2 separate regions of the Homo sapiens genome follow, and region 1 is linked to region 2. The links are chromatin loops, found by intact Hi-C in ENCODE. Cell type or tissue: heart right ventricle. All regions are shown on one strand. Each heading gives the region's core, and the rest is flanking DNA. Links, peaks and the distances in the headings are about the cores only. Region 1 overlaps TANGO6 (transport and golgi organization 6 homolog). Region 2 overlaps TANGO6 (transport and golgi organization 6 homolog).

Region 1 (15,957 bases), core at 5,296-13,295, 110 kb before region 2:
AAAAAAAAAAAAATTAGCCTGGCATGGTGGCGGGCGCCCGTAGTCCCAGTCACTCGGGAGGCTGAGGCAGGAGAATGCCATGAACCCGGGAGGCAGAGCTTGCAGTGAGCCGAGATCGCGCCACTGTACTCCAGCCTGGGCGACAGCAAGACTCCGTCTCAAAAAAAAAAAAAAAAGCTTGTCCTTGTGCTTTTTTTTTTTTTGAAACAGAGTCTCACTCTGTCACCTCACCCAGGATACAGTGCAGTGATGCAATCTCAGCTCACTGCAACCTCCACCTCTCAGGTTCAAGCGATCCTCCCACCTCAGCCTCCATAGTAGCTGGGATTACAGATGTGGGCTACCACGCCTGGCTAATTTGTGTATGTTTAGTAGGATTTCACCATATTAGCCAGGCTGGTCTTGAACTCCTGACCCTAAAGTGATCCGCCCACCTCGGCCTCCCAAAGTGCTGGGATTACAGGTGTGAACCACCATGCCCAGCCCCTTGCCCTACTTTTTACACCCTAGTTCCAATCCCCAGAGATTGCCATCTTCATACCCCTCCTTTTTAAAGTAGTTTCTTCTAGTAATTATTTCTCTGTTTATAAATAAAGTGCTTACACAGACCTCTCTTGATTTAAAAAATTTTGGACATGACCTACTCACTTTCTACATGTTAGATGTGGACCTAGTGCACACACATAGGTGCACACGCATAGGTACACACATGCTCAAACAACTTCTGCCATTTCCCATCACAACTTTTGGCTAAATCATTGGGCACTGTTTACTGCTGACCATGTGGATGTTATTCAGTGCTGAGCCTAGTGCAGTCGTCAGCCTTCCCTGCACATTTGCTTCCTTTTCTGCGTACATACTGATATATTTTCCAAAGATCCAGCAACTCTATCATGCACATATCATAATTTTGCTCTAGTTTTGTTCTATTTACCCAGACTTCAGCCTTTGACACCTATCCCATTGTCTTTTTCCTTGGTTGTGGATTCATACCTTTTTTACACCTTGTCACTTTAGTGAGATTTCAGGAGAAAGAGGATGCAAATGTTTGTGGTCATTCTGCTGTGTTAGTTGCAAATTCTTTTTACTTTCAAAGTAGAACAGCTGACTAGCTGTTCTACTTTGAAAGACAAAATTTGTTAAAATGTTTTAAACATAAATTTTAAAATTTATCACAGATTTTTTAAAACATTTTATTTATTTATATCATTCAAAATTCAAAATATTCCCAACACAGAGAAATGGTAAACATTTGAGTGATGAATATGCTAGTTACCCTGATCTGATCGCTATATTATATCTATTGAAACATCACCATGTACCCTATGAATATGTACAATTATTATTTGCCAATTAAAAAATTAAAAGTAAAAAAAATTTTTAACTTACTAAAAGATACAAAAATAGAAAGTCTCTCTCTCTCACATTTATCCCCTTGTCACCCAGTTTCCCTCCCCAGAAATAATCAATATTATTAGTTTCTTGAGTATCCTTCCAGAATTATTCAATGAGTGTATATTTCCCCTTTGTACACAAATAGTTGAATTCAATAGAGACGATTTTGCATCTTGCTTTTTACTTAACAATAGCTCTTAGAATTCATTTCATGACAGTTATTTAAAAACATATTAATTTTTTTTTTTTTTTTTTTTTGAGACAGAGTCTCGCTCTGTCGCCTAGGCTGGAGTGCAGTGACGCGATCTTGGCTCACTGCAACCTCCGCCTCCTGGGTTCAGGTGATTCTCCTGCCTCAGCCTCCCGAGTAGCTGGGATTCTAGGGATGCATCACCGTGCACAGCTAATTTTTTTTTTTCAGTAGAGACGGGATTTCGCTATGTTGGCCTGGCCAGTCTCGAATTCCTGGCCTCAAGTGATTCTTTCACCCACCTCAGCTTCTCAAATGCTGGGATTACAGGCGTGAGCCACTGCACCTGCCCTTATTCATTTTTTAAATGGATGCCTTATATTCCACTGTATGAATGACCATCACTTAATCAATTTTCTGTTGATGCAAATTTGTTTCCAGTCTTTTCTATTACGAATAGTGCTACAGTGATGATTTTGTACATAAAGTGATTTCCTGCTGTGTTAATATACCTATTAGGATAGATTTCTAGAGTAGAATTTCTGGCTTACCACAGAATTTAGACTTTTAAATGTAATACACCATTTTCTTATGAATGCAAGACATTCTATGAAATGCAAAATACTTGATTTTCTTTTTTTGTTTGTTTTTTTTATTTTTTGAGATGGAGTCTCGCTCTGTCACCCAGGCTGGAGTGCAGTGGCACGATCTCAGCTCACTGCAACCTCCATCTCCCTGGTTCAAGCAATTCCCCTGCCTCAGCCTCCTGAGTAGCTGGGATTACAGGTACACACCACCATGCCTGGCTAATTTTGATTTTCTTTTTTAATCAAGTAACGGGTTACAATTCATTTTCCCCCTCTTTCTACTCTCACCCTGCAGGGGCAACCAAAACAGATTCGGATACAAAAGGAAGCTGATATTCTGCTCTTGGCAGTGGATTTCCCTTTATATTTAAGATATGCTATATTATTTTCTTCCTTTCTCTTCTATTTTAAAAACCTGCCAGGCGTGGTAGCTCACGCCTGTAATCCCAGCACTTTGGGATGCCAAGGCAGGCAGGTAACTTGAGCTCAGGAGTTCAAGACCAGCCTGGCCAACATGGTGAAACCCCGTCTCTACTAAAAATACAAAATTAGCCAGGTGTGGTGGCATGCACCTGTAATCCCAGCTACTCTGGAGGCTGAGGCAGGAAGATTGCTTGAATCTGGGAGTTGGAGGTTGCAGTGAGCTGAGATTGTACCACTGCACTCCAGCCTGAGACAGAGCAAAACTCTGTCTCAAAATAACAATAATAATAATAAAATTTTTAAAATAAGAAATAAAAACCTAAAAGGGCAGATATGAAATATTTTCTTATAGTTTCTTAATAACAACTTTTTGAGATATAAGTCACATACCATACCATTGATCCACTTAAAGTGAACAATTCAGACCAGGTGTAGTGGCTCACGCCTGTAATCCCAATATTTTGGGAGGCTGGGGAGGGGGGATCACTTGAGTCCAGGTGTTTGAGACCAGCTTAGGTAACATAGTAAGACCTCGTCTCCACAAAAAATAAACAAAATTAGCCATGTGTGGTGGCACACACCTATAGTCCCAGCTATACTGAAGTGAGAGGATAACTTGAGCCTAGGAAGTTGAAGCTGCAGTGAGCTGTGATTATACCAAAGCACTCCAGCCTGGGCGACAGAACAAGACTCTGTCTTAAAAAATAAAAAATGAGGCCGGCTGCAGTGGCTCACGCCTGTAACCCCAGCACTTTGGGAGGCCAAGGCAGGTGGATTGCCCAGCCAGACCAACATGGTGAAACCCCATCTCTACTAAAATACAAAAAATTAGCCGAGTGTGGTGGTGCGTGCCTATAGTCCCAGCTACTTGGGAGGCTGAGACAGGAGAATCATTTGAATCCGGGAGGCAGAGGTTGCAGTGAGCTGAGATTACACCACTGCACGCCAGCCTGGGCAACAATGTGAGACTCCATCTCAAAAAAAAATAAAATAAAATAAATAAATAAATAATGAAATAAACAATGCACTGGTTTTTAGTATATTTTCAGAGTGTGTAACCATCACCACAGTCAACTTTAGAAGTTTTTAAAATTTTGAGACAGGGTCTCCCTTTGTCACAAAGGCTTGAGTGTGGTGGTGTTGTGCTAGCTCACTAAACCTTGAATTACTGGGCTCAAGTGACCAACTTGCCTCAGCCTCTCAAGTAGTTAGGACTAGAGGCATGCACCACCATGTCTGGCTAATTTTTTTTTTTTTTTTTTTTTGAGACAGTCTCGCTCTGTCACTCAGGCTGGAGTGCAGTGGCATGATCTCAGCTCACTGTAACATCTGCCCTCTGGGTTCAAGCAATTTTCTTGCCTCAGCCTCCCAAGTAGCTGGGAATACACGTATGCACCACCATGCCCTGCTAATTTTTGTATTTTTAGTAGAGACGGGGTTTTGCCACGTTGGCCAGGCTGGTCTCAAACCCCTGACTGCAAGTGATCCACCTACTTCAGCCTCCCGAAGTGCTGGGATTACAGGTGTGAGCCGCTGTGCCCAGCCTATCTGGCTAATTTTTTAAATTTTTGTAGAGATGGGGTCTGGCTGTGTTGCCCAGGCTGGAATTTTAGAACAATGGCCCCCAACCTTTTGGGCACCAGGGACTGGTTTCATGGAAGACAATATTTCCATGGACGGGACGGTGTTGGGAGGGCGGGGATGGTTTCAGGATGAAACTGTTCCACCTCAGATCATCAGACTTTCCATTCTCATAAGGAGCACACAACCTAGATCCCTTGCATGTGCAGTTCACAATAGGGTTCACACTCCTGGGAGTATCCGTTGCCTCCAATGATCTGACAGAAGGCAGAGCTCAGGCAATAATGCTCCCTTGCTGCTCACCTCCTGCTGTGTGGTCCCGTTCCTAACAGGCCATGCCCGGTAACAGTCTGCAACCTGGGGGTTGGGGACCCCTGTTTTAGAATGTTGTTATCACCCCAGAAAGAAATTTCGTAACTATTAGCAGTCACTCCCTGCTTTCTCAAACTACCACAGCCCTAGGTAACCACTAAATCTACTTTTCCTATGTAGAGATTTGCCTATTCTGGACATTTCATTTCAATGGAATTATACAATGTGTGGGTTTTTGTGTTTCTTGTAGTTTTGTTGGCAGAAATATCTGTGAGTTTCAAGTGAGTAGGTGGTTTTCCGGGTTGCTGTGGGTATTTTGGGAAGTTGTTATCTGCCCAGGAGAAATGAGGCAGGTTAGTTTTGAGGTAGGAATGGCTTAGCAGTTCCCTGGGATAGAGCCAGTTAGCAAAGACATTTTAGAATTAGACTGACTTCCCTGTTAATGCAAGAGTACTAAGTAAAAGTACACGACACCCAAACTCCTTTTGCTACTCAGAATCACTGAGTAACACGCTGTGGGATCATCTTGAAGTCAACACTGTTTTGCTCAAAATATGTGTGTGGCTTTCAGGGAAGTCTTGGGGGAAGAAAAAAAAACAGTTATTTTACAAAGTTGACAGTCTGTTTTGTTACATGTAGTTATCGTAATAACATTTTTTTTTTTGAGACAGAGTCTCACTCTGTCGCCCAGGCTGAAGTGCAGTGGCGCCATCTCGGTTCAATGCAACCTCCACCTCCTGGATTCAAGAGATTCTCCTGCCTCAGCCTCCCGAATAGCTGGGACTACAGGCGCACGCCACCACGCCCAGCTAATTTTTGTATTTTTAGTAGAGACAGGGTTTCACCATATTGGCCAGGCTGGTCTCAAATTCCTGACTTCGTGATCCACCCACCTCAGCTTCCCAAAGTGCTGGGATTACAGATGTCAGCTACCGCACCTGGCCTTTTTTTTTTTTTTGGTGAGATGGAGTTTTCACTCTTGTTTCCCAGGTTGGAGTGCAATGGTGCAATCTTGGCTTACTGAAACCTCCACCTCCCGGGTTCAAGTGATTCTCCTGTCTCAGCCTCCCAAGTAGCTGTGATTACAGGCACCTGCTACCACACTCAGCTAATTTTTTGTATTTAGTAGAGAGGGGGGTTTCACCATGTTGGTCAGGCTGGTCTCGAACTCCTGACCTCAGGTGGTCCACCCGCCTCGGCCTCTCAAAGTGCTGGGATTACAGGCGTGAGCCACTGCACCCAGCCTAGCATTTTTTTTTTTTTTTTTTTGAGACGGAGTCTTGCTCTGTCGCCCAGGCTGGAGTGCAGTGGCATGATCTCGGCTCACTGCAAGCTCCACCTCCCGGGTTCACGCCATTCTCCTGCCTCAGCCTCCCGAGTAGCTGGGACTACAGGCACCCACTACCACGCCCAGCTAATTTTTTGTATTTTTAGTAGAAACGGGGTTTCACTGGGTTAGCCAGGATGGTCTCGATCTCCTGACCTTGTGATCCGCCCGCCTCGGCCTCCCAAAGTGCTGGGATTACAGGCATGAGCCACCGCGCCTGGCCACCTAACATTTTTTTAGTTACGTTAATTCACCAATATTCTACGCACTGCCTCCAAAAAAAGTTCAGAATGCGTCTGTGAACTCTTCCCAGTTTGGATTCACTTTTACCTTCTCTATATCTCATCTGTTGCACCACATCCTAAAATGCATAGCTAGTTTCCTACGGTCAGAGCAGAAAGAGGTCTCTCTCACACAATCCTTTGGGTCTCATTACCAAAGGGATTGATGTGTGATGTTTTCTTGAATCTTGTGCTGACCCAGAAATTACCCCATTTTCAAGTCACAAAGGAATTATCAAGTGTGATGGGCCCATGGTCATGTGAAGGTTATGGCCGTGCTTCCACAGAGTGTCTAAGTACAGAAAGTTTTTTCGAAATAAATAAAAACAAGCACACAAAATCTCATCCCTTTCATTTTTATACAGTCTTAACCATCATGTATGACTCTCTTCACTGCTTGGTGGGTAAAGGGGGAACTGCTGTTATTCTCCAGGGATTTATAAACTCATAGGTGGCACCTGTATCCTAGAAGGTAAAACTCAAACAGCCAGCCATTTGGCAGCCGTCTGTGGAACAGGCCAGCAGGAAGATAAACAATTGCTATTAGATCTGGGACTGTGGGAAGCAAGGAAACTGGGCTTTGCTTTGGGAACCTTTTTATGGAAGATTGGGAGAACTAAAAGCTCCCTAATGAGTTTAAAGTTTAGCATTATAGGAAAAGCAAAAAAAAAAAAAATCTGAAAAATCATTGTTAACCAGAAAAAGGGTGTGTTAGGATTATTTTAATTGAAAAACAGTCCAACTGGCATGAGCATTAGAGGGTGTTTATTGGCTTTTCTATCCAGAAAGTCGAGTGGGTGGAGTACACCTGGGTCCCGGAGCTGAAAAGATGCCATCGGGTCTCTTCTTCTTCTTCTCCCTCCCTCTCAGGCTGGCTCTCCCTCTGTGTTGGTGTCATTCTTGTGTGGGCTTTTTCCACATGGTGGCCACTGGCAGCTCCAGATTAGTCTCTTCAATGGGTGGTGGGGAGGGGAATTTATCTTTCCCAGTAGTGTCAATGTGGGTTTCAGGATCGAATCTCATTCCCTGTTCCTGAACCAGTCATGGTGGTGGGGATGGAATGGAAGATCCTAACTGGCCAGCCTGGGATACAAGTTCACACCTGGAGGGGGAGAAAGTGGGTATAGTTAGCCCACTCAAACCACACAGACTGAGAGTAAGAAAGGGATATTTCTCCAAAAGAACACCATGGTGGTGTTGTTACCAGAAGAGAGAGTAGATGCTAGGTGTAATCACATGTCTGCCCACTACAGAGAGGAAGTCCAGAGCTCATTTGGCCAGGATAGTATGTTCACAGAAGTAAATGACTGTTCTCTGCTAAAGACTAATGAGAGAAAATAGGAATAAACAACAGTAAGGGCCCGGCACGGTGGCTCATGCCTTTAATCCCAGCACTTTGGGAGGCCGAGGCAGGTGGATCACCTGAGGTCAGGAGTTTGAGACCAGCCTGACCAACATGGAGAAACCCTGTCTCTACTAAAAATATAAAATTAGCTGGGCATGGTGGCACATGTCTGTAATCCCAGCTACTCAGGAGGCTGAGGCAGGAGAATCACTTGAACCCGGGAGATGGAGGTTGCAGTGAGCTGAGATCACGCCATTGTACTCCAGCCTGGGCAACAAGAACAAAACTTCGTCTCAAAAAAAAAAAAAAAAAAGACTATGTTAAACAACAGTAAGAGGGACTTTAGTAATAGGTTTCAGAAAAGCTAGAAATAGATCAAAGTTTTATAAAGCAAATCCCATTTTTCCACTGTTTTCCATTGCAAAGTCATGACTACATTCCTAAAAGGAAACACCCACCAGATTTTCTGAGTTGAGAACTTCTGATTTTAGAAAGTAGCTATGGGCCGGGCGCAGTGGCTCACGCCTGTAATCCCAGCACTTTGGGAGGCCGAGGAGGGCGGATCACCTCAGGAGTTCGAGATCAGCCTGGCCAACACGGTGAAACCCCGTCTCTACCAAAAATACAAAAATTAGCCAGGCATAGTGGCAGGCACCTGTAATCCCAGCTACCTGGGAGGCCGAGGCAGGAGAATTGCTTGAACCGGGAGGTGGAAGTTGCAGTGAGCCGAGATCAAGCCATTGCACTCCAGTTGGGTGACAGAGCGAGACTCCATCTCAAAAAAAAAAAAAAAAGAAAGTTATGATAGCTGCAAATCTGTAATATATACCAGGCCTTGTAATATATCAGTGATATAACACCTGCCAGAATTGCAGTTGTGGAGGTCTTTTAGAAGTTGGAGGCTATTTCTGTTTTTCTTTTTTTGAGACCTCACTGTCACCCAGCTGGAGTGCAATGCTGCAATCATAGCTTACTGCGGCCTAGAACTTGTGGGCTCAAGCAATCCTCCTGCCTCGGCCTCCGAGTAGCTAGGACTACAGGCACACATCACCACACCTGGCTAATTTTTTTAAAATTATTTTTATAGAGATGGGGTCTCCCTATGTTGCCCAGACTGGTCTCAAACTCCTGGCCTCAAGTGATCCTCCCACCTCAGCCTCCCAAAGTGCTGGGATTACAGGTGTGAGCCACTGCACCTAGCCCCCTCTTCTTTCTCTTAGCAAACAATTCATTTACCCTTAGGCCTCAGACATTTTTTTCTTTTTTTCTTTTTTTTGAGACAGAGTTTCACTATTGTTGCCTAGGCTGGAGTGCAATGGTGTGATCTCGGCTCACTGCAGCCTCTTCCTCTGGGGTTCAAGCGATTCTCCTGCCTCAGCCTCCTGAGTAACTGGGATTACAGGTGCCCGATACCACGCCCAGCTAACTTTTTGTATTTTTAGTAGAGACGGGGTTTCACCATGTTGGCCAGACTGATCTTGAACTCCTGACCTCAAGTGATCCACCCACCTCGGCCTCCCAAAATGTTGGGATTACACGCGTGAGCCACTGCGCCCAGCCGATGCAGACATTTTTTTCTATGCTACAATATTCCATAACTCCGTGTTGAACCTCCAAGGACTTCTTCATCATTTTATATAATAGAGTGAACTACAACTACAGTGTCACATTTTGGCAACAGTGTTGTGCCACAGCCTGAATCTCTCTTAAGAGCAGAGCTTCTGCTTGCATAAGATTAGAGCCCATCTTAGGACTGAAGTCCTAAGATGGACTCTGGATTGGAGGTGTGGTTTAGGACCACATGCAGAGGTGCAGGCTTAGGACCACATGCAGAGATTTCCCAGGCTCTTTGGAAGCAAGAAAAGATGGGGGTGGGGAGGGCAGAAAGGAGGATGGGCAGACAGGTGCAGCCCTCAGCAGGTGCTCCGCCTTCACAGCTCAGCAGATGCGGCGGATAAGGCCAGTGAAGAGTGTGGATGTGATTTAGAAGAGAATGGAATCACAACCTATAACATAAAAAACTGCACGTAGACTTTGCCTGCAAGGCTGTCAGTTTAAACACGAGAATGGTAAATTTAGATGAAAAATAAGTATAGATTTCTCAAGCATTTATATTACTTCTTCCCCATCCTCTCTTTCTTAATTCCTGAAATTTATATCAGGACTGTATATTTGAATCCTGTTTACTCATCCATCCATTCATCCATTCATTCATTTAGCAGGTAGTTACTGAGCACCTGACATGTGCTAGGACTCTTCTAGGCATTGGGGATACAGCAGGGAACAAAAGAAAATCCTTGACTTTATTATAGAGTTCACATTCCAAGGAGGAGAGCAGACAATAAGGAAATACACAACCTGTCAGGTGATATTAAGTGCTAAGACAAATGAAGCAGGGTGAGAGGAGTAAAGAGTGGCAGGGGAAGGAGGGTGCCGTTTTATATGTGACAAATGTGATCTGTGAGCAGAGACATGATAGGGTTTGGGAGCAAGCTGTGAGGCCACCAGGAGGAGCAGCAGCAGATGCAGAGGGGAAGTGAGGCCGACTCCTCCGAGCCAGGATCACTTGGCCTACTGGAGAATAGCAAGGAGGCCAGGAAGCAAGGGAGAGTGTTAAAAGATGAGATCAGAGAGAGAACAAAGGAAGGCGGGGGATGGGGACTGCTCATATTCAGGGAAGAAGGGAAACCACTGAGGGGTCTGGGCAGAAGCATGAAGGGGCCAGACTTATGATTCAAACCAAATAGCTCCATCTGCAATGGATGAAAAAGGTAGAAGCAGGGAGACCAATGAGGGGATTATTGGAGAAACCCAAAGCAGAGTTGATGGGCCAGGGTGCTTGGGGTAGAAGTGGGTTCTCATCCTGGAACCCCTATTTCTACTTATTCCTTCTTTACTTTTTTTCTTTTTCGTCACTGTTCTTTATAGTGTGTAATCTTTTTCCTGTTCTCTGCTAAAGACTAATGAGAGAAAATAGGAATAAACAACAGTATAGACATGAATGGTAGAATTTGTAGTTATATAGTTTTGAGGCCAACCAGGGGTTTTGTTCTGGATCTGTCTGGTCATCTCTCACCTCCCTGCCACCCCTAAAAAGGTTGCTGAGTATGGGGCTGGGCTCAGATTATGATAACACTGTTCCAGGCTACACATTTAGAAGGCGCTGCTGTGGATAGGAGAGAGGATCAGCAAGTCCTACGAAGGGGGGACTCAGGGTCAGGGTCTTCCCTATTTCTGTTGATTAGGAAACTCAGCCATGAGCTTAGATCTAATATTGATCATGTCCAGGATGCTCTGAAAATGTTTCCTTGTGGAAACTGCTCCCATCACTGGCAGTTCCACAGAGGGAAATTATACAGGAATGGAGAACTGCAGCAAAGGCAGGAGGCATTGCCTGGATCATAGAACGTCAGTGCTGGGAGTGACCTTAGAGATCGTATCAGGCTGGGACTAGACAAACACAGGAGTCTCAACTACCAGGCCCATCTTCGTTCCACTCACTATGCTGACTCTCCAAACAATAGGCAGCCCTTGCTGGGAGAGCTTTAGAGATGGTTTTCAGCATCTCTGCGTTCATCCCATCACAGGGTGACTGGTTTATTTGCCTTTTGATCGTAAACAGTAATGAATCCTTTCTTTTTGTTTTCAACCCCAGGGGTTGCCCTGCTGTCAGACGTCTATCCTGAGAAAATCTTGCCGGACTTGTTGGCTCAATATGACAGCAGCAAAGACAAGCACACACCAGAGACCAGAATGAAAGTCGGGGAAGTCCTTATGCGAATCGTCAGGGCATTAGGTGAGTTTTCTTGTTCCATCCACCTGGAAAAGGGTGGAGGATCAGTGTGACTTTGAAACCAAAATGTGTGTACCTGGGGGCTTGTTACACTAGTGTGGTGAGGGTAGTTTGAGGGCTGGGATGTACCCATTTAGGAATTTAGGAAATATTCCGATGTCTACTATGAGACTGAAAGCAACAATGTCCTTTTTCTTAAACCTGCTTAGTCTCTCGCCAGGTGCGGTGGCTCCTGCCTGTAATCCCAGCACTTTGGGAGGCCGAGGCAGGTGGATCACCTGAGGTCAGGAGTTCAAGACCAGCCTGGTCCACATGGTGAAACCCTGTCTCTACTAAAAATACAAAAATTAGCTGGGCGTGGTGGTGTACGCCTGTAATCCCACTACTCGGGAGGTTAAGTCAGGAGAATCGCTTGAACCTGGGAGGCAGAGGTTGTGGTGAGTCGAGATCGCGCCACTGTGCTCCAGCCTGGGCGACAAAATGAGATTCCATCTCAAAAATAACAACAACAAAAAAAACTGCTTAGTCTCCTTCCCTGGGAGCTGTGTTGGGCCCTGATTTTCAATGGAGCTGGAATTAGAAGTCTCACACTTGAGCAGCAGCAAGCACAAAAAGAAGAGGAATGTCAGCTGGGCACCATGGCTCACACCTGTAATCTCAGCGCTTTGGGAGGATCACTTTAGGCCTGGCAGGAGTTCAAGTCCAGCCTGGGTAACATGGCAAAACCCCATCTCTACCAAAAATTAGCCAGGATTGGTGGCACACACCTGTAGTCCCAGCTACTCAGGAGGCTGAGGTGGGAGGATCACCTGAGCCTGGGAGGTCGAGGCTGCAGTGAGCAATGATTGTACCACTGCACTCCAGCCTGGGCAATAGAGCGAGACTCAGAAATAAAGAATAGGAATGTCAAGCAGGGAAGGAAGAGTGCTGACTCTTGCTGAATGTCTACTGCATGCCAGGTTGTCCATATATATAATCTCATCTAATTCCCCAACAAATCTTGTAAACAGGCTGTTACTAAACCTGTTTTACAGATGAAGAAACTGTAGCTCAAACATTTTCAGCAATTTGTCCAAGACTCATTCAGCTGGTAAGTGATAGTGCTGAGAACTGAACCACCAACTTGAAGGAAGTTACTCTAGGCTGTATAAGCTGACAATAGTAGTTAAGGGATAGGCTCTAGACTTACACTGCCTCACTTCAAATCCTGAACTGCCGCGCTTTTTTTTTTTTCATGGTAGAGTTGGGGTCTCACTATGTTTTCAGGCTAGTCTCAAACTCGTGGACTCAAGCAATCCTCCCACCTCAGCCTCCCAAAGTGCTGGGATTATAAGCATGAGCCATTCTGCATCTTATTGGCTGTGTGATCAGGGAAATGTTTCTTTCTTTTCTTTTTTTTTTGTTTTTTTCAAGACAGGGTCTTACTCAGTCACCCAGGCTGGAGAGCAGTGGTGCATTCATGGCTTACTGCAGCCTGAACCTCCTGGACTCAAGTTATCCTCCCTCCTCAGCCTCCCACATAGCTGGGACTACAGGCATATGCCACCATGCCCAGTTAATTTTCTATTTTTTGTAGAGGCAAGGTCTCACTATGTTGCCCAGGCTGGTCTCAAACTCCTGGGCTCAAGCAATCCTCCTGTCTCTGCCTCCCAAAGTGCTGGGATTACAGGTGTGCGCCATCGTGCCCAGCTGAGGGGAATGTTTCTTAACCTTGGGTGCCTGAGTGTTCTAATGTGTGAAATGATGATATTATGGGTTTGGTTTTTGTTGTTGTTGTTGTTATTTTTGCAACAGTGTCTCCCTCTGTTGCCCACATTGGAGTTCATTGGCACGGTCATGGCTCACTGCAGCCTTGACCTCTTACGCTCAAGGTATCCTTCTACTTCAGCCTCTTGAATAGCTGGGACTAGAGGTACATGCCACCACACCTGGCTAATTTTTGTATTTTTGTAGAGATGGGGTTTTACCATGTTGCCCAGCCTGGTCTTGAACTCCTGGCCTCAAGCAGTCTTCCCACCTTGGCTTCACAAAGTGCTGAGATTACAGGCATGAGCCGCTGCACCCAGCCAGAATGAGGATATTAATAACACTTAACTCATAGGTCTGTTGTAAAGATTAAATAAGGTGATTCTTACAGTGTTATTTGGCATACAATAAGGGCTCAGTAAAATTTTATTTTTGCCTACGCAAAAAAGATTTAAACATTTTTTAAAGATTAAAAATGAAGGAAAACAAATATTTTTTGCTGTTTATTGAGTGCTCATATGAAGCTAGGAGGTGGGACCCTAGGGAACAAGGACAAAGAAAACAATAGTTCATTCTGAAGAGAGAGGTTAAATTAAGATGAATTTCTCCATAAGCCAGCAAGTACACTTTGAATATTTTTATACTGGGCTATATAACATAGAATTGAGAGAAGATTCATTTATTTAACCTGTGCTCCATAGACTTAACCATTAGCTGTCACACTGAATATCACTAGAAGCCTTAAAATAAGGCAAATCAATCATACAGGTGAGAGCCAGTGGTGTACAGTATCCATTTGAGCCAGCTAGCGGCCATATTGAATTTTGAGAATGAGGTTCCGTTTTAGGGCTGTGTTCTTGTCATGCATGGCCTATATCAGATTGTGTTATAAAGTATAGCTGTTGGTGGTTAATATTTGGCTTAATAACAGTGCCACACTTCTTTTATTCTTTAAGTTATATCAGCACTTCTTAGGTACTGCTGTATTTGTCCTTGGCTTTTTAGTAATTCCATTATATACTCACTAGCCTATTATCTAAGGCAGAAAAAGAAGATATAATCTTAACTTCAGCTTGGGCAATTTGTCTGTGAGCTATAGTAAAACTTGTAAATTTTACTCTTTATCTGGTAGGGGAAGATTTTGGAGAACAAAGTGGAGGTGGGGTATCTTTTTGCCACTTGCATCAGGAGATCACACTGAATCCCTCCTTCATCAGCACTTCAGAGGATTTATAGAAATTCCATATAGCCATGCACTGTTTGTATGGACATAGCCCTTAATTTTCCTAATTTCTAGGTGACTGTTCTGGCTAAGGATGATAGAACCTAGGTCTCCAACCACTTAAATCCTTGTATCAGTGAAAGGAGAATTACTTGAGAGTGAAATTTATTTTGTTTTTGTTTTTTTTTTTCTTTTCTGACCAATGGATTCATGTCACAGAGAGTGAAATTTATTTATTTATTTATTTAATTTTTTTTGTTTTTTTGAGATGGAGTCTTAGCCAGGCGTGGTGGCTCACGCCTGTAATCCCAGCACTTTGGGAGGCCAAGGCGGGCGGATCATGAGACCGAGACGACGATCAAGAGATCGAGACCATCCTGGCCAACATGGTGAAACCCTGTCTCTACTAAAAATACAAAATTAGCTGGGCGTGGTGGCACGTGCTTGTAGTCCCAGCTACTCAGGAGGCTGAGGCAGGAGAATCTCTTGAACCCGGGAGGCAGAGGTTGCAGTGAGCTGGGATTTCACCACTGCAACGCCAGCCTGGCAACAGAGCCAGATTCCGTCTCAAAAAAAAAAAGAGATGGAGTCACCCAGACTGGAGTCCAGTGGTGCCATCTTAGCTCACTGCAGCCTCTGCCTCCTGGGTTCAAGCGATTCTCCTGCCTCAGCCTCCCGAGTAGCTGGGACCACAGGCCCACACCACCACGCCCGGCTAATTTTTGTATTTTTAGTAGAGACAGGGTTTCACCATGTTGGACAGGCCGGTCTCGAACTCCTGACCTCAGGTGATCCGCCTGCCTTGGCCTCCCACAGTGCTTGAATTACAGGTGTGAGCCACTGCACCCAGCTGAGAGTGAAATTTAAAAATACATTTTTTTCTAAGAAGAAAGATGAACTTTCTATATTTGCCTTAGTTCTGAATTTGGATCTAAAACATGCCAGACAAGTACACCATTATAATAAATCATTCTCTCATAGTAGGTGTGAAGGGTGTACCACTGGGATTATCAGAGCTGAGAAGAATATAAACCATACATAGACAACATCAACGTAACATGTATTTTCTCTGGTAGACCGCTACCTTTGGGATGATAAACACTAAAAGTACATATTTCAGAGTCCCCATTGGCCAGTCCAAATCATTTCCTGGGGTGAAAGTGGAGGTGGGGATGAAAGGCTGGATAGAGTTGAGGTGAGGCCTTACTCCTCCTTACATAGTCTTATAATTAGCCCAATTTCCAAAACAGCCTTCTGGCATTTCAAAGCAAATTCCACTAATTCTCAAAGTTCCCTTCTTTCTGTAGCCTACTCTTCAGAGTGTCCAACTGTAAACATAGCCTTAGCTTTAACTGCTAGTTTCTGTTTCACATCATCAACTTGTCCTGGTGCATAGATGAAGTGGTGTGTTGAAATCCTTTGAATAACATTAAAGCCCAATTTGACAACATAGCCAATATTCTTTGTTTTCTAGTGTTGTGGAAATGCTGTGAATAGCCACTTGGTAAAGCTTCTCTAATAAGTCCCCTAGTTCCCTCAGCCTAGGCCTTGCTCTCTCCCCACCCCTACCTCTTCTCTGCAGTGGTGGGAGTTGGTGGGAGAATGCGGCCCACCCGTGGGAGCAGGGTGCAGTACACTATGTTACCTCTCCACATCATGCTAGTTCCCTAGCCACACCTACTTGTCTTCCTGCCACTAGATCATAGTGCAAAATCAGCAGGAGCTTTTTTTCTTTCCATTAAAAAAAAATTGAGG
Region 2 (15,957 bases), core at 2,866-10,865:
ACCAACACTGTCTACCTTTGATTTACTGATAAGAAAGGACTGAAAGGAACAAGAATAATGGGTTGCCCTGCTGTGCCATTATTTTCAGTGTAAATGACTGGCTAAAACAAGGAAGTGAATGAGTAAGAAAGATGCAGTCGGGTTCCATGGTCCTCTGTGTTTTTTAGAAAGCCATTGCCTTCTTTCTGTGTTCGAAGCAACGCATGGAAAGTGCATGAAAAGTGTCGCCTCTCCAAGCTGTTGGGGCCTCCATTTGCCCACTCTTAAATGTAACAGCCATGCCTGCCTTGTACTTGCTTCTAGCCTTGTTGCCCTCCCCCATATGGTGAGTCCACCAGAATCCTGTGCTTATGGGGCACAGTGAACTCCAGATGCAAATGCTCTGGCAAAGAGGAGTGAACACAATCTTACCTCCTCCACTGACATTCACGCTCCCTGTCCCATTGGAGTTCATTTACAAAACACAGGTTCACAGGAGGCTGAGGCAGGAGAATCGCTTGAACACAGGAGGCGGAGGTTGTAGTAAGCCAAGATCGCACCACTGAACTCCAGCCTGGGCGACAGAGCACGACTCTGTCTCAAAACAAAACAAAACACACACACAAGTTGAAAAATAAGATTATTACGAATTTTTTTTTTTTTGGAGACAGGGTCTCACTCTGTCTCCCAGGATAGAGTGCAGTGGCACGATCACAGTTCACTGCAGTCACAAACTCCTGAGCTCTAGGGATCTTCCAGCCTTAGCCTCCAAGCCCTAGACTGCAGGCGTGTGCCACCATGCCTGGCTAATTTTTATTTTATTTTATTTTATTTTTTTTTAGTAGAGATGAGGTCCTGCTATGTTACCCAGGCTGGAAGAATTTTAGGATGGCAACAGCAGATCATTAGACCAAGCAAACCTGGCCCTCTTGAGCATGGGACCTTGTGTGACTGCAGGTCGCAACCCTAGTTGTCTGGCAGTGTTTCAGTCGACATTCTTAGGAGTTTCTGCTTTTACCAGTTGAGAGACTAGCCAGGAGTGGCACGCATGAATGCCTTTATTCACTCATACTTTTTTTTAGGTATGAGCAATGTACCAGTCACTTTCTGAGGCATTGGGGCTATACCAGATTGAAAAAGGCAAGGCTGCCAGGCATGGTGGCTCACGCCTGTAATCCCACCCAGCACTTTGGGAGGCTGAGATGGGTGGATCACTTCAGGTCAGGAGTTCAAGACCAGCCTGGCCAACATGGTGAAACCCTGTCTCTACTAAAAATACAAAAATTAGCCGGGCGTGGTGGCACGTGCCTGTAATCCCAGCTACTCGGGAGGCTGAGGCACAAGAATCGCTTGAACCCAGGAGGCGGAGGTTGGCAGTGAGCTGAGATAGAGCCACTGCACTCAAGCCTGGGCAACAGAGCGAGACTCTTTCTCAAAAAAGAAAAAAGAAAAAAAGGCAAAACATGGCCTCAGTGTCAATAGTACTTACCATCTAGAGAGGAAAACCTTTTAAAGTACACAATAAATATTTATTTTATTTTTTATTTGTTTATTTTTTATACCACCAGCCTGCCCCACAACAAATATTTACATTACAGTCCTGATAGGGGCTACAAACAGAACTCCGGGAAGGGCAGGAAGACTTACCTAGGTGCGGGGGTTAGGGAAAGAATCCCGGAGGCCAAGGGTATAAGAGTCCTAGGAAGAGGAAGCAAAATATTAATAGCCTCCCAGGCTGAGGGACTAGCATATGCAAAGGCCTTGAGAGGAGCTTTGTTCAGGCAAGAAAAGAAAGAAGGCCGGCACAGCTGGAGCACAGGCGGCCAGAGGGAGGCCCGCTGTGGGGAAGGGTCGGCCTGGGGAGCTTGTTCTATGTAGCCCTTTCCCCTGACTTCCTGCCTTCACTCCCCAGTGTCCATGCTGATCAGGAATATCGAAAGATGGAAAGGCTCTTGCTCTCTTCTTATAGCAAGTCCAAGACACGTGGTGCTAGACACAGTCTACTTGGTGGAATGCTCAGGGGACTCTGGGCCCAGACCATGTGCTTGTTACCCGCTGAATTAACTATTTCCCATCATTTCCATTCGCCATCTCCAGTGAACTTTCCTATTCCTAAAATGTGGCCTCTCTTTTCTCTGATGTCTCATCACTCTCTCTCTGCTCCCTGTGACCTTTACCATGTTCTATTCTGTATTGTCTGTCTTTACGTGACTATCTTCTTATTCATCCCCACTAGACCAGAAGCCTTTTAAAGGCAAGATCTAGATGTTTCCATTGTTAAATGGCCTTACAAAGTCTTTGCGTAGAGTTGACTAAGTTAAATATACGTTTCTGTATTTTATTTTATTTTTATTTTTATTTTTTGAGACAGAGTCTTGCTCTGTCACGCATGCTGGAGTGCAGTGGCGCAATCTTGGCTCACTGCAACCTCCAGCTCCTTGGTTCCAGTGATTCTCCCATCTCAGCCTCCTATCTCAGCCTGGCATTACAGGCATGCACCACCACGCCCAGCTAATTTGTGTATTTTTAGTAGAGACAGGGTTTTGCCATGTTCGCCAGGCTGGTCTCGAACTCCTGAGCTCAGGTGATCTGCCCGTCTCGGCTACTGCACTCCAGCCTGGGAGACTTGGTCTCAAAAATAAAATATAGGCTGGGTGCAGTGGCTCATGCCTGTAATCCCAGCACTTTGGGAGGCCAAGGTGGGCGGATCACCTGAGGTCAGGATTGCAAAACCAGCCTGACCAACATGGCAAAACCCTGTCTCTATTTTTTAAAAAATTCAAAATTAGCTGGGCATGGTGGCGCATGCCTGTAATCCCACCTACTCCGGAGGCTGAGGCAAGAGAATCGCTTGAACCCGGGAGGCGGAGGTTGCAGTGAGCCGAGATCGCACATTGCACTCCAGCCTGGGCAACAAGAGCAAAACTGTCTCAAAAACAAATAAATAAATAAATAAATAAATATAAAAGAAAATAAAGAAACCGCATAGTATAATGGCTAAAATTATAGGCCCTATTTCTTTTAAGCAAAACACAAAATCCAGAAACCACAAAGGAAAACATTTGATAAATTTAACTACATCAAAAATGGAAATTTCTTCACCAGAATAAAAAATTTCACAAAGAAAAAATGCCAACTGGGAGAAAAATATTTGCAACTCATATGACAGATAATGGACTTAAAAAAAAATGGAGTTTTTACGAATCATTAAGGAGAAGCTGAATTATACATACCAGAAAAAAATACAAATTTATGTTTATATATTTGTTGGAAGTATGCAAATTCATAACAGCAAAATGCTATTTTTTTCTACTGGATTAGCAAAAATAAGGAGTTTACAATACATGGCACTGATAAGAATATGGGGAAACAGGAATTTTCACAGTGTTTGAGGAAAATGTAAATTCTTGGAACCTCTCTGGCCATATCTATCAAAATTGTAATGCGCATTACCCTTTGAGCCAGAAATTCCATTTCTAGATATTTGTCCTACAGATATACTTGTACATGTCTGTAATGACCTAAGTATCAGAATGCATATTGCACTGGGCACAGTGGCTTATGCCTCTAATCTTGACTACTCAGGAGGCTGAGGTGGGAGAATCACTTGAGGCCAGGAGTTCAAGACCAGCCTGCGCAATATAGCAGGACCCCATCTTCAAAAAAATGTTTATTGCAGCAATATTTGCAATAGCAAAAGATAAAAAGAATTTAAATTACTTTCATTGGAAAGATGGTTAAATAAATTGCATTACATTCATCCTCTGCAGCTATAAAAAATAAGTTATTTCCATATGTGCCAATTATACAAAGGATCTACAAAACATGTTAAGTGGGGGAAAAAATATGGTACACAACAGAGCGTAGAATATAATTTTGTACTTTAAAAAGGTAAGGGAAGGCTGGGCTTGGTGGCTCATGCCTGTAATCCCTACCTCTGAGGTGGGAGGGTTGCTTGAGCCCAGGATTTCAAGACCAGCCTGGGCAACATAGCAAAAAAATAAAAATGCCAAGCATGGTGGTGTATGCCTGTAGTCCCAGCTAACTTGGGAGGCTGAGATGGAGGATTGCTGGAGCCCAGGAGATTGAGGCTGCAGTGAGCTATGATTGCACTACTGTACTTTAGCCTGGACAACAGAGTGAGACCCTGTCTAAAAAAACTGGGGGAGAGGGGACAAGAAACAGAAATATACACATGTGTGCTTGTAAACACTTAGAAAATGTCTTCATATGAATGATGTCCTCTGAGAAGGGAAACAGCTAGGAGTCTGGAGTAGAACAGAGCCTTACCTTTTAATATGTACTCTTTTGTACTGTATTATCTTTTCAATAAAAATAAAAAATAAGAACACAGGCTCTGGATGTTGGAAACCTGGCTCCATCATTTTTTTAGCTGAGTAACCTCAACCCTCTAACCCTCTGTTTCTGCAAATATAAGATGGGGCTAATAACCTTCCTCTAGGCCGGGCGCGGTGGCTCACGCCTATAATCCCAGCACTTTGGGAGGCCGAGGCGGGCAGATCATGAGGTCAGGAGATCGAGACCATCCTGGCTAACACGGTGAAACCCTGTCTCTACTAAAAATACAAAAAATTAGCCAGGCGTGGTGGTGGGCACCTGTAGTCCCAGCTACTCGGGAGGCTAAGGCAGGAGAATGGTGTGAACCCAGGAGGCGGAGCTTGCAGTGAGCCAAGAGTGCGCCACTGCACTCCAGCCTGAGCGACAGAGCACAATTCCGTCCCAAAAATAAATAAATAAGTAAAAATAACCTTCCTCTATAGGACTGGCAGAAAAATTAGATCATATATAGAAAGTACCTAAAATAGTACCTGACCCAAAAAGTAGTAGTATTTGAGGCAAAAAGCCCTGGACCAGAAGTAACTTTACAAGTAGCTGCAGACAAGTCACATGACCCCCTGTGGCCCAATTGCCTCCTGTACCTAGTTGGACGAGTTGGTCCCTAAATCTCCTTACTTTTTTTTTTTAATTTTATTTTTTGAGGTGGAGTCTCACTCTGTTGCCCAGGCTGGAGTGCAGTGGCATGATCTTGGCTCACTGCAACCTCCGCCTCCCCAGCAGCTGGGATTACAGGTGCGTGCCACCACACCTGCTAATTTTTATTTTTAGTAGAGATGGGGTTTCACCTTGTTGGCCAGGCTGGACTCAAACTCCTGACCTCAAATGATCCACCTACCTTGGCCTCCCAAGTGCTGGGATTACAGGCCTGAGCCACCACACCCGGCCTCAGTTCCCTTATTTTTGTTTCCCTGTTCCGTTGAAACCTGTTTCTTGCTAGAAGTTCTAGCTCCCAAGCCAGGAGGATTTTTTAGGGAAGTAGGAGCTCCTGTGAGTAGGTACTTTTGACACCCTCCCAATTCCATATCAGACCATAAAATCGGAGCATTGGTCATGAAAAATGGAAACTGTAGTAGCAGACTTTTTTTTTTTTTTTGAGACAGAGTCTCACTCACTCTGTTGCCCAGGCTGGAGTGCAGTGGCTCGATCTCGGCTCACTGCAACCTCCGCCTCCTGGGTTCAAGTGATTCTCCAGCCTCGCCCTCTGAGTAGCTGAGATTATAGGCGTGTGCCACTTTTTTAAGATGGAGTCTAGCTCTGTCACCCAGGCTGGAGTTCAGTGGCGCCATCTCGGCTCACTGGGCTCACTGCAACCTCCGCCTCCTGGGTTCAAGTGATTCTCCTGCCTCATCCTCCCAAGTAGCTGGGATTACAGGTGCCTGCCACCACGCCCAGCTAATTTTTTATATTTTTAGCAGAAACAAGGTTTCACTGTGTTGGCCAGGCTGGTCTTAAACTATCCTGACCTTGTGATCTGCCTGCCTCGGCCTTCCAAAGTGCTGGGACTACAAATGGCAAATTTTTGTATTTTTGGTAGAGACAGGGTTTCACCATGTTGGCCAGGCTGGTCACTAACTCCTGATCTCAAGTAATCTGCCCATTTTGGCCTCTCAAAGTGCTGGGATTACAGGCATGAGCCACCGCACCGGCCTGGTGACAGATTTTTAAAGTAGGGGCAAGGAAAGGTATGACTGCTCAAGAAATAGCCTCCTAGGCCAGGCGGGGTGGCTCATGCCTGTAATAGCAATACTTTGGGAGGCCGAGGCAGGCAGATCACAAGGTCAAGAGATTGAGACCATCATGGCCAACAAGGTGAAACCCTGTCTCTACTAAAAATACAAAAATTAGCTGGGCGTGGTGGTGCGCACCTGTAGTCCCAGCTACTCAGGAGGCTGAGGCAGGAGAATTGCTTGAACCCTGGAGGCAGAGGTTACAGTGAGCCGAGATTGTGCAACTGCACTCCAGCCTGGCAACAGAGTGAGACTCCGTCTCAAAAAAAAAAAAGCCTCCTGGGTTTCATAAGATAATTGCCCGTACTGTGGGTGCCAGCAGAGGGCTTTATGGGGATCTGGGGAGGAAAATGCTGGTAATCATTTGCTCTGGGAGCAACCATATCTGGGCAGTCTTGCCTGTCTGTGGTCCTGAGGTCTCTGCCATGCTTTGGGACTGAATAAAGGAGTCTGGGAACTATGATTTGGCCTGGGAGTAAAGGGGAGCAGAAGCCCCAAGGCCATGTAGCTAGGCATGGGGTGAGTGAGAAACACAATGGGAAACCTATCTCAGTACGAGGGCTAGCGCCACCCCTGCCTCCTTCTCCAACCCAAGATGGCCATGCATTATCTTCTTTTTTTTTTTTTTTTTTTTTCTGCACCGTCATGGCTCACTTTAGCCTTGACCTCCCAGGCTCAGATGATCCTCCCAACCCCAGCCTCCTCAGTAGCTGGGACTACAGGCATGCGCCACCACACCCGGCTGATTTTTGTATATTTTGTAGAGATGGGGTTTTGCCACGTTGCCCACGCTGGTCTCAAACTCCTGGACTCAAGTGATTTGCCTGCCTTGGCCTCCCAAAGTGCGGATTACAGGCATGAGCCACTGCACCCAGCCACATTATCTTCAGGAAGTCTGTGGATGTCCTCACAGATCTCCTCAGGCAGGAGGAGAGGGCAGTTCAGTCGTACTGAGAAATGCCGGCACAGTAGACAGGCGGTCATGGCTGTCTCTCTCATGCAGGTGCTGAGCGCCGTCCTCAAGGATCTCTACCACCTGCTGAAGCACGTAGTGTGTCTGGAGCCCGATGACGTGGCCAAGCTCCATGCCCAGTTGGCCCTAGAAGAGCTGGATGACATCATGAAAAACTTCCTGTTCCCTCCACAGAAGCTGGAGAAGAAGATCATGGTCCTGCCGTAGACCTGGCTCCAAGGACGTGGAGGAGGCAGGCAGGGCCAGGCACCCAGAGCCGTGCCCAGGTCTTCCAGCAGGTGGCCCTGCTGCCTCTTGAGTGCTGGCAGCATGGCTGACCCTCGGGGTGGTTTTATGGTGCAGGTCACTTGGGTCTTCAGGGTCCCTTCCGAGGGCATGTGTTCAGCACTCCCGCGTTCAGCCTGAGGGGTGTACAGTTAAGAGAAGACAGTTACAGATCTCATTAATCTACATTTTTCACTGTCCTCTAGCATTGAAAGAAGGATGTCTACCTGGTGAAAGTATATTTTAACATGACTGATGGAATTTCACTAATTGCCCACTCTCTTGGAACTTGAGGAGAAGCGGTTGGCCACCCATATGTCACCTAGCTCTATATTCTTTCAGGCTGAGATTCTTCTTCAGGAAAATGAGGAGCAGAACTGGCCACCCTTGGCTGCTCAAGAGGCATTTCAGAGTAGGAGATGCAGTTGGAGGTGGGGAGGGGAAGGAAATAGTTATCAAATAATGCAAAATGGAATAAAGTTATCTTGGATGGAAAGAACAGGGCTAAATCTGGTCCTCTGGTGTCGAGATGGAAAACTGTGGAGTTGAAGAGGCTCTGATGCCCAGAAAGGACAATCAAGCTGGTTGACTCTTCCAGAGAAGAAGGGTAAGCCCTGTATTTATCCTCCCAGGCCATTCTTCTTCACTCCTGCTGCTGTTTGCAGAGAGTTGCCCTGATTATCAGGAGAAAAGAACCACGAGCATCCAGAGAGTTTACATCCTGCCTTCTGTCCTCTGCTCCTTCAGAAAGATGAATGCCTAGACAATGGGTTCACACTGAATGCAGGCTGGAAAGAATGCATGCTGGTGGCCTAATGCCAGGGCTGTTGAAACAATTTCAGATATAGCACTGTGGTCTCCACTTTATTTCTTTATATGTTTTGGCCGCTGCATTTTGATTGCAGCTAAAAGAGATAACAGAAAGGAGATACTGGCTGGCTGCTTCATATTAGCCCTCTCTGTTGTCAACACCTTGATGAGGCCAACCCAGAGATGCTTGATCAGTCCTCAGCTTTGCAGGGCTAGGTACAGAATTTTATCACAGGATTTTATCACGCTCTCTGGGGTGACTAGATCCACAGGAACCAAAACGCAGTTTCCAAAAGCTCGAGTGACTGAAGGATCTATACACAAACATGGCTATTTGCTAGTTAACAACAGGATATTTCTCTCTGGCCAGATCACAGACATGGTTCTGAGTCAGATCTTCCTTGGTGGCATCCCTTTAAAGAGGCCATCTTATGAACAGGATCACAAGTGAGCTTAGTGAGCAGAGAGTTAGAACAAATCTAGCTAGGTGTGTTTAAGGAATATTTCCATTCAGCTAGTGTAGCTGGATTAATTTCTATTCTCCAAATCAAGGATGTCTAGAAAATGGGCATTGTGGCTTTCAAATCTAAGAAGAATCTCCTTTGGGCCAGCTGGATGTACAATAAAAATGCTTGTTTCTTGGCCTTCCTTTAACTAGACTCCACGCAACCCACTTCAGACCAGCAGATCGAATGTGTTGCACAATCCATTTTACTTACAACTTCATTTGCATTAACCGCATTCCAGTTCTGAGGACAGATCCTGATTGACCACCTTGATTAGTCTAAGACACTATCTAGTCCAAAATCCTCGAGTGCCTCATGAAGCATCCTAGTACCTTTATCTCTATTTATAGATCACCTCTTAATTTGAACTATTTGGCAAGTGGCTGAAAACATCTGTTCTTTATTGATTTTTTTTGAGGTGGGGTCTCACTACGTTGCCCAGGCTATTCTCAACTTCTGGACTCAAGCAGTCCTCCCCCCTCAGCCTCCTGAGTACCTGGGATTACAGGTATGTGCCATTATGCCTAGCTCTTTATTGATCTATTTCTTCTTTCTTTCTTTTTTTTTTTTTTGAGACAGAGTCTCACTGTGTCACCCAGGCAGGAGTGCATTGGCACAACCTTGGCTCACTGCAACCTCCAACTCCTAGGCTCAAGCATCAGCCTCCCAAGTAGCTGGAACCACAGGTGCGCACCACCATGCCTGGCTAATTTTTGTGTTTTTTAGTAGAGACAGGGTTTCTCCATATTGGCCAGGCTGATCTTGAACTCCTGGCCTCAGGTGATCTGCCCAACTTGGCCTCCCAAAGTGCTGGGATTACAGGCATGAGCCACCGTGCCTGACCTTTATTTTAAGACAGTTTTGCTCTGTTGCCCAAGCTGGTATGGAGTAGTGCAGTCATGGCTCACTGCAGCCTTGACCTCCTGGGCTCAAGGAATTCTCCCACCTCAGCACCCCCGAGTAGCTGGGATCACAGGTGTGCACCACCATGCCTGGCTAATTTTTAAAATTTTAGCAGAGATGAGGTCTCGCTATGTTGCCCAGGCTTGTCTCAAACTCCTAGGCTCAAGCAATCCTCCTTACTCGGTTTCCTAAAGTGTTGGGATTACAGGCATGAGCTACCATGCCTGGCCAATTTTTTTTTCTTTTTAACAGACAGGGTCTCACTTTGTCACCCAGGCTGGAGTGAAGTGGCATAATCATACCTCACTGCAGCCTTGACCTCCTGGGCTCGAGCAATCCACCCACCTTAGCATCCCAAGTAGCTGGGACCACAGGTGTGCACTATTGCACCTGGCTAATTTTTTTTTGTAGAGACAGGGTCTTGCTATGTTGCCCAGGCTGGTCTTGAACTGCTGGCCTCAAGCAGTCCTCCCACATTAGCCTTCCAAAGCACTGGGTTTATAGGTGTGAGCCCCCACACTGGGCCCTAATGTAATCCTCTTAAACATGACCAAATTATTAAAAATTTTCAGATTTTCTATATTATGTGTGTGTGTGTGTGTGTGTGTGTGTGTGTGTGTGTGTGTATGAATGATAGTCCTTGGGAAAGAATGTTAAAACTTTAGGATAATAAAAGCACAAAAACGGCCGGGCACAGTGGCTTACGCCTGTAATCCCAACACTTTGGGAGGCCGAAGTGGGCAGATCACCTGAGGTCGGGAGTTCGAGACCAGCCTGACCAACATGGAGAAACCCCGTCTCTACTAAAAATACAAAATTAGCTGGGTGTGGTGGCGCATGCCTGTAATCCCAGCTACTCAGGAGGCTGAGGCGGGAGAATCGCTTGAACCTGGGAAGCAGAGATTGTGGTGAGCCGAGATTGCGCCATTGCACTCCAGCCTGGGCAACAAGAGCGAAACTCTGTCCCAGAAGATAAATAAAAGCACAAAAACTTAAACGAAATACACGGGAACAAAAGTGACACTTCCCTACATGGACCCTGTGAGGTGTGTCTTGCCTCCCATCCCCACCCTGCTCTTCTCCCTCAGAGACCACCTTCCCACCTCCCACCGCCCCTTCTGCTGCCGCCTCCACCTGGCTTGCTGAGGCTCTGCTGGCCCCTCACCTTCGGCGTCCTCCACCACCCAGCAGCCTTTCTCCTAGATTCCTCTGTGGCACTCACTCAGCCTTGTGCTTGGTCCCGTGCTGCCTCCTCTCCTTTTTCCCCTTCTAGGCTCTTCCTCCTCTTCCCAGGCCCGCCATCCACCACCCCCTTGCTCTACAGGGGATGGCTCAGCCACAGGAGACATGCAGAGGCCCCACTTGTGGCTACAGCCAAACCCCAGGCTTCTGCCCAAGCTTCAACTGCTTTTTCAGGTTAGACTTCCTGAACATTCTGGAGAGTTTCCCCTCTCTGCTTTGTTTTTCTTCCTCCTTGGCACAAACTTGCCCTTCTCCAAGTTCTCTGTTATTTAATCAGAAATCTCTTAACTTTTGCTTTGCTCCTTATCATCTCTCCACACTCATAATTTCCCATATTTCCCAATCTCCTCTTCCACGTCCCTTGCTTTGTTGTTGCTTTTTTTTTTCTTTTTGTATTTTTAGTAGAGACAGGGTTTCACCTTCTTGGCCAGGCTGGTCTTGAACTCCTGACCTCATGATCCACCTGCCTTGGCCTCCCAAAGTGCTGGGATGACAGGCATGAGCCACCGCACCCGGCTTTTTTTTTTTTTTTTTTTTTTTTGAGACAGAGTTTTGCTCTGTTGCCCTGGCTGGAGTGCAATGGTGCGATCTTGGCTCACTGCAGCATCCGCCTCCCAGGTTCAAGCAATTCTCCTGCCTTAGCCTCCCAAGTAGCTGGGATTACAGGCATCTGCCACCACGCCCAACTATTTTTTTGTATTTTTAGTAGAGACAGGGTTTCGCCATGTTAGCCAGGCTGGTCTCCAACTCCTGACCTCAGGTGTTCTGCCCGCCTCGGCCTCCCAAAGTGCTGGGATTACAGGCATGAGCTACTGCACCCGGCCCTTGCTTCGTTTGTTCACCCCTCTCCTCCACTTCTTTGCTTTCCTATGGCTCTGCCTGCTCATCCACATGTAAGAGCCAGTGTGCCAGGGACTGGGGTGTAGGAAAGCAAACCACAAGCAACGACAACGATTTATCGAGCACCTATTACGTACCAGATGCTGCACTGGGCCCTGAGAACACAACAGTGAACAAAACAGAACTCTTACCCTCGGGGAGAGTTTATGAGGCAGTGGAGGGAGACAGATAACAAATAAGATAAACAATGTCAAGTGGGGCCGGGCACAGTGGCTCACACCTGTAATCCCAGCAATTTGGGAGGCTGAGGCAGGCGGATCACCTGAGGTCAGGAGTTTGAGACCAGCCTGGCCAACATGGCGAAACCCTGTCTCTACTAAAAATACAAAAATTAGGCAGGTGTGGTTGGGCGCGCCTGTAATCCCAGCTGCTCAGGAGGCTGAGGCGGGAGAATCACTTAAACCCAGGAGGCAGAGGTTGCAGTGAGTGAGACTGTGCTACTGCCCTCCAGCCTGGATGAAGAGCAAGACTCCATCTCAAAAAAAAAAAAAAAAAGAAAAGACAAGAAAAAAAAGTAAAGTGGTGAGAGATGCTATGGAGAAAATAAAGTCAGGAGGGAGGAGCGTGGGAACAGTAAGTTGAGATTTGTTGTTCAGAGGTAGCCTCGCTGAGAAGTTGCTATTTGAATAACGATCAGGTGAATTAATGAGCACTAAAATAATGGGGAAAGAGTGTTCCAGGTAATGGGAACAGCAAGTGCCAAGGCCCAGAGGTAAGAGCAGGTCTCAGGAGGAAGGGGTGCTGAAGTAAGAGGATCGCTTGTGTCCAGGAGTTTGAGGCAGCAGTGAGCTGTGACTGCACCTCTGCACTCCAGCCTGGGCAGCAGAGTGAGACCCTGTCCCCAAAATGGAAAAAATAAAAGAAATGCATATAACCATACCCAGCCAGTTTTTTCCCCTCCATAAAAAGGAAGCAGTGATCCCCAGCCCTTTTCATGCCACCCCCCAACTTGGCCTCGGTGGCTCTGTTGTTTCAGCTCCTCTTCTCTGGTAGCAGCAGTTTCTCCTCTTTGGCTCAAAAAGGAGAGCAAGCGTGTTGATCTACCCTGGGTCCATCCACCTGTTTTGTCTCTTTGTCTGCGAGGGTGACTGAATGAAGTGCTGCCTGCCACCTGACTGTGCCTCTCACCCAACTGTTTGCCGCATTGGAGGGCTGGCTACAACATGTGAAAGTGGATCAATTGATAAGTCGAGAGATGAGTCATCTGACCTGTGCAAAACCAGATAAGCTTCTGCAGTCTTTGCACAGAAATCTAAAATCTCGGCCAGAATTTCTGTGGCAAAGGGAGAGAGTCAGAAACCGGAGCTGTGAGAGGTGCCACATTTCCCTGACTATGAGGGGTCTTCTTCCCCAATACGCCCCTTCCCCCAGCAGCAGCTTTGACCTCAGAGGGCCTGGCTGTGTCCTCAGCAAGCTCTGCAGCTACAGACATGCTGCAGTCACATGCAGCAGCCACACTGCAGTGCGCGGCACCTCTGCCTGCCATGCTCCACTCTGTTGGAACTGAATCACCGCTTGGGGGTTGGGAACCTGTGTTGCTCCTTACAATACCCGGTGCTGCCTCTTTCCTGCAGGCAGAGCTCAGGGCTGTGCTCAGCGCCCTCTGCACAGGCTGGCAAGGTGAGAGGGGAATGCAGACCCCACCTTCGGCCCTGGAAAGCTGAAACATCATTAGGGAGGTCATCCCCTGTTGTCCTCCCCAGTTCTTCATAGGGAGTCCGTAGCTCCACGCTACCAGGCCTCAGTTTTTGTGCCCCTCCTCCAGAGTGCCCTCTGCGGTTCTTTGTAACACAGTGTTGCAAGATCAGTGTTTGCATTTCCTTTATTTTGGAAAGTCATTTTCCATCCATAAGCTTGTCTGATTCTCACAACAATCTTGAAGAACAGGGAGGCAGGCTCTTGACATCCTCCCTTGGTGGGATTTGGCTCCAAGTCTGCTGGGTCGCAGCCAGGAGCCTGTTTACTACATCGGAAGACCCTCCATGAAATGTTTTGAACATCTGTTGAATACAATGGAGCTTCTTCCCACAAAGTGAGTACAGAAGTACAAGCCTTTCAAGCAGAGTAGAGTTTGAGATGCAAACTCAGGTACTCACATATACACATGAATCCCAACACGTGGGGCCCACCAAGAAGGCGTTTGTGCTCCACTGACACATGGTCGGCGCTGCCTACCACCTCCCCCGTGCTGGCCCTCTGCCCTCCAGTCTGAGGAGTGGTACAGCCCGCAGGTACAATGCCTGGCTGCTGTGCGTATTTGTGTACATTTTCAGATGATACGTGATGTGACTTAGAACAAGTTTAATGTATCTGTAGTTTGTAATATGTGCACTTGGCACTTTTTTTTTGGAGACAGTCTCTCTCTGTCACCCAGGCTGGAGTGCAGTGGCACAATCACAGCTCACTGAAATCTCTATTTCTCAGGCTCAGGTGATCCTCCCACCTCAGCCTCCTGAGTAGCTGAAACTACAGACGTGCACCACCACACTGAGCTAATTTTTTTTTTTAGACGGAGTCTTGCTCTGTTGTCCAGGCTGGAGTGCAGTGGTGCAATCTCGGTTCACAGCAACCTCTACCTCCCGGGTTCAAGCAATTCTCCTGCCTCAGCCTCCCGAGTAGCTGGGACTACAGGGGCGTGCTACCACGCCTGGCTAATTTTCGTATTTTTTAAAAAGTAGAGACAGGGTTTCGCCATGTTGCCCAGTCTGGTCTCAAACTCCTGGGCTCAAAAGATCCACCTGCCTCGGCCTCCCAAAGTGCTGGGATTACAGGTGTGAACCACTGTGCCCAGCACGATACATATTAATTCCCTTGACCCTCACACTCTGAGATAGGTCTTACTATGACTACAGATGGGAAAACTGAGGCACACAAGAGGCAAATTACTTGCCCAGATTACATGACCAGTAAGGAGTAGCCAAACCAGTATTTGGACCCAGGTAGTCTTTCTCCAAAGGCTGTGCTTTTTACACTGTGCATTGCTGCTGCCCAAGAGATACCGTATTTCCAAAGAAAGAAAAATTCCCACGATCTCACCTCAACTCCTGCCCAAGATTACCACTGACAACTGGTGCAAAATCCCTCTAGATCTTTATTTATTACCATATTTTATTACCCCAAATAGTGCCCCGCATCATTTTTTCTGAGTCATATACCTTGGAGACACTCATATCAGTACTCACAGATCTCTTCCTTTGTGATGATGGCATGGCTTCCATTGTTTGGGTAAACTGCAGCTTAATCATTTGTTTATTGATGGTTCCATTGACTTGTTTCTAATTTCCAATGGTTTTTCAATGATTCTCAGACATAACTTTGCATACCGAAACGTTTCTATGCAATAGGTCTTAAAAGGTTGGAGTGCCAGATCAAAAGCGTATAACCATTTCAAATGTTAGTACCAAATGTCCCCCCAAAAGTTTGTACCAATCTACATTCCCCCACCCTCAGCTGACTTTGCTTTAACACCCATGAAATGCAAGTTCAGTCTCAAAGCAGTGTTGATACCATTCTCTAAATAATTCAGGACTAGGAAGCCTTCAGGGCTGGAGTTTTCTGTGTACCAAAACCAACAACAGGGACACGCTAATATGCTTTGCAAGTTACACCCACCAGCAGCCGTGTCCCAGGTGCAAATACTAATTAGTGGCTTATAATTACTAGTTCGTGGCTTATACATAGTCATCCGGGAGAGAAATCTTGAGCCCCTGCAGGTCTATTTAAAAGAGGTTTCTCATCTCTGAGACTCTGCCCTTGGTGTATAGGGTATGCCTTCTCATGGGGTTTGGAATGGCCCTAGAATAATGACTATATTTCCCAAACCAGATTCAGGACATAAGGTCTGATGGCCCCTTAAAGTACGGGTTCATCTGGAAAGCCCAGGTTGAATGGTTGTACCTCTGCATCACTGTATGTCAAGATCACAGTTACAGTTAACACTAAAAAGCTTATTATGCCCTTCTGTGTACTTAACACATATTAATCCCGTTAGCCCTCACACTGGGCCTGTGAGATAGGTCTTACTATGACCCTGTTCTACAGATAGGAAAACTGAGGCACACACGAGGCTAATTGCCTCAGATTACATAGCCAGTAAGAAGCAGCCAAACCAGTACTGGACCCAAGCAGTCTGGCTCCAAAGGCTGTGCTTTTTCCCACCGTGCTTGCTGCTACCGATACATAGATACTGTATTTCCAAATTGTTAAAATCTGTTCTTAGTATAAGTGTGGATAAAGAAAGTGGTTCCCACGTGGTGGTCACACCTGTAATCCCAGCATTTTGGGAGGCCGAGGC

The links. A loop is a pair of places that touch in the nucleus more often than their neighbours do. Peaks named below come from ENCODE experiments on the same cell type or tissue, not always from the same donor. Only the 100,000 strongest peaks of a DNase experiment are listed, where the experiment ranks them.
Region 1: a loop joins it to region 2, with 1.8 times the contacts of the local background. A loop is called at or near these places in 2 of 110 quality-filtered maps.

What each region holds. Positions count from the first base shown.
Region 1 is chr16:68,962,932-68,978,888 of GRCh38, forward strand. It overlaps TANGO6 (transport and golgi organization 6 homolog), which reads left to right. Exons shown (of 18, transcript NM_024562.2): 15 at 11,097-11,237. Among named protein-coding and RNA genes, the nearest start is that of TANGO6, 130 kb to the left of the region's middle. RefSeq lists enhancers at 9,576-10,076, 14,791-15,291. In heart right ventricle, for the core only: no CTCF peak of the experiment used is centred there; a DNase peak (open chromatin) is centred at 9,999.
Region 2 is chr16:69,076,417-69,092,373 of GRCh38, forward strand. It overlaps TANGO6 (transport and golgi organization 6 homolog), which reads left to right. Exons shown (of 18, transcript NM_024562.2): 18 at 7,069-8,766. The coding sequence ends at 7,245. It also overlaps a transcript of HAS3 not described here. Among named protein-coding and RNA genes, the nearest start is that of HAS3, 21 kb to the right of the region's middle. RefSeq lists enhancers at 1,500-2,019, 12,556-12,785, 12,658-13,535. In heart right ventricle, for the core only: a CTCF peak has its summit at 7,344 (motif pointing right); no DNase peak of the experiment used is centred there.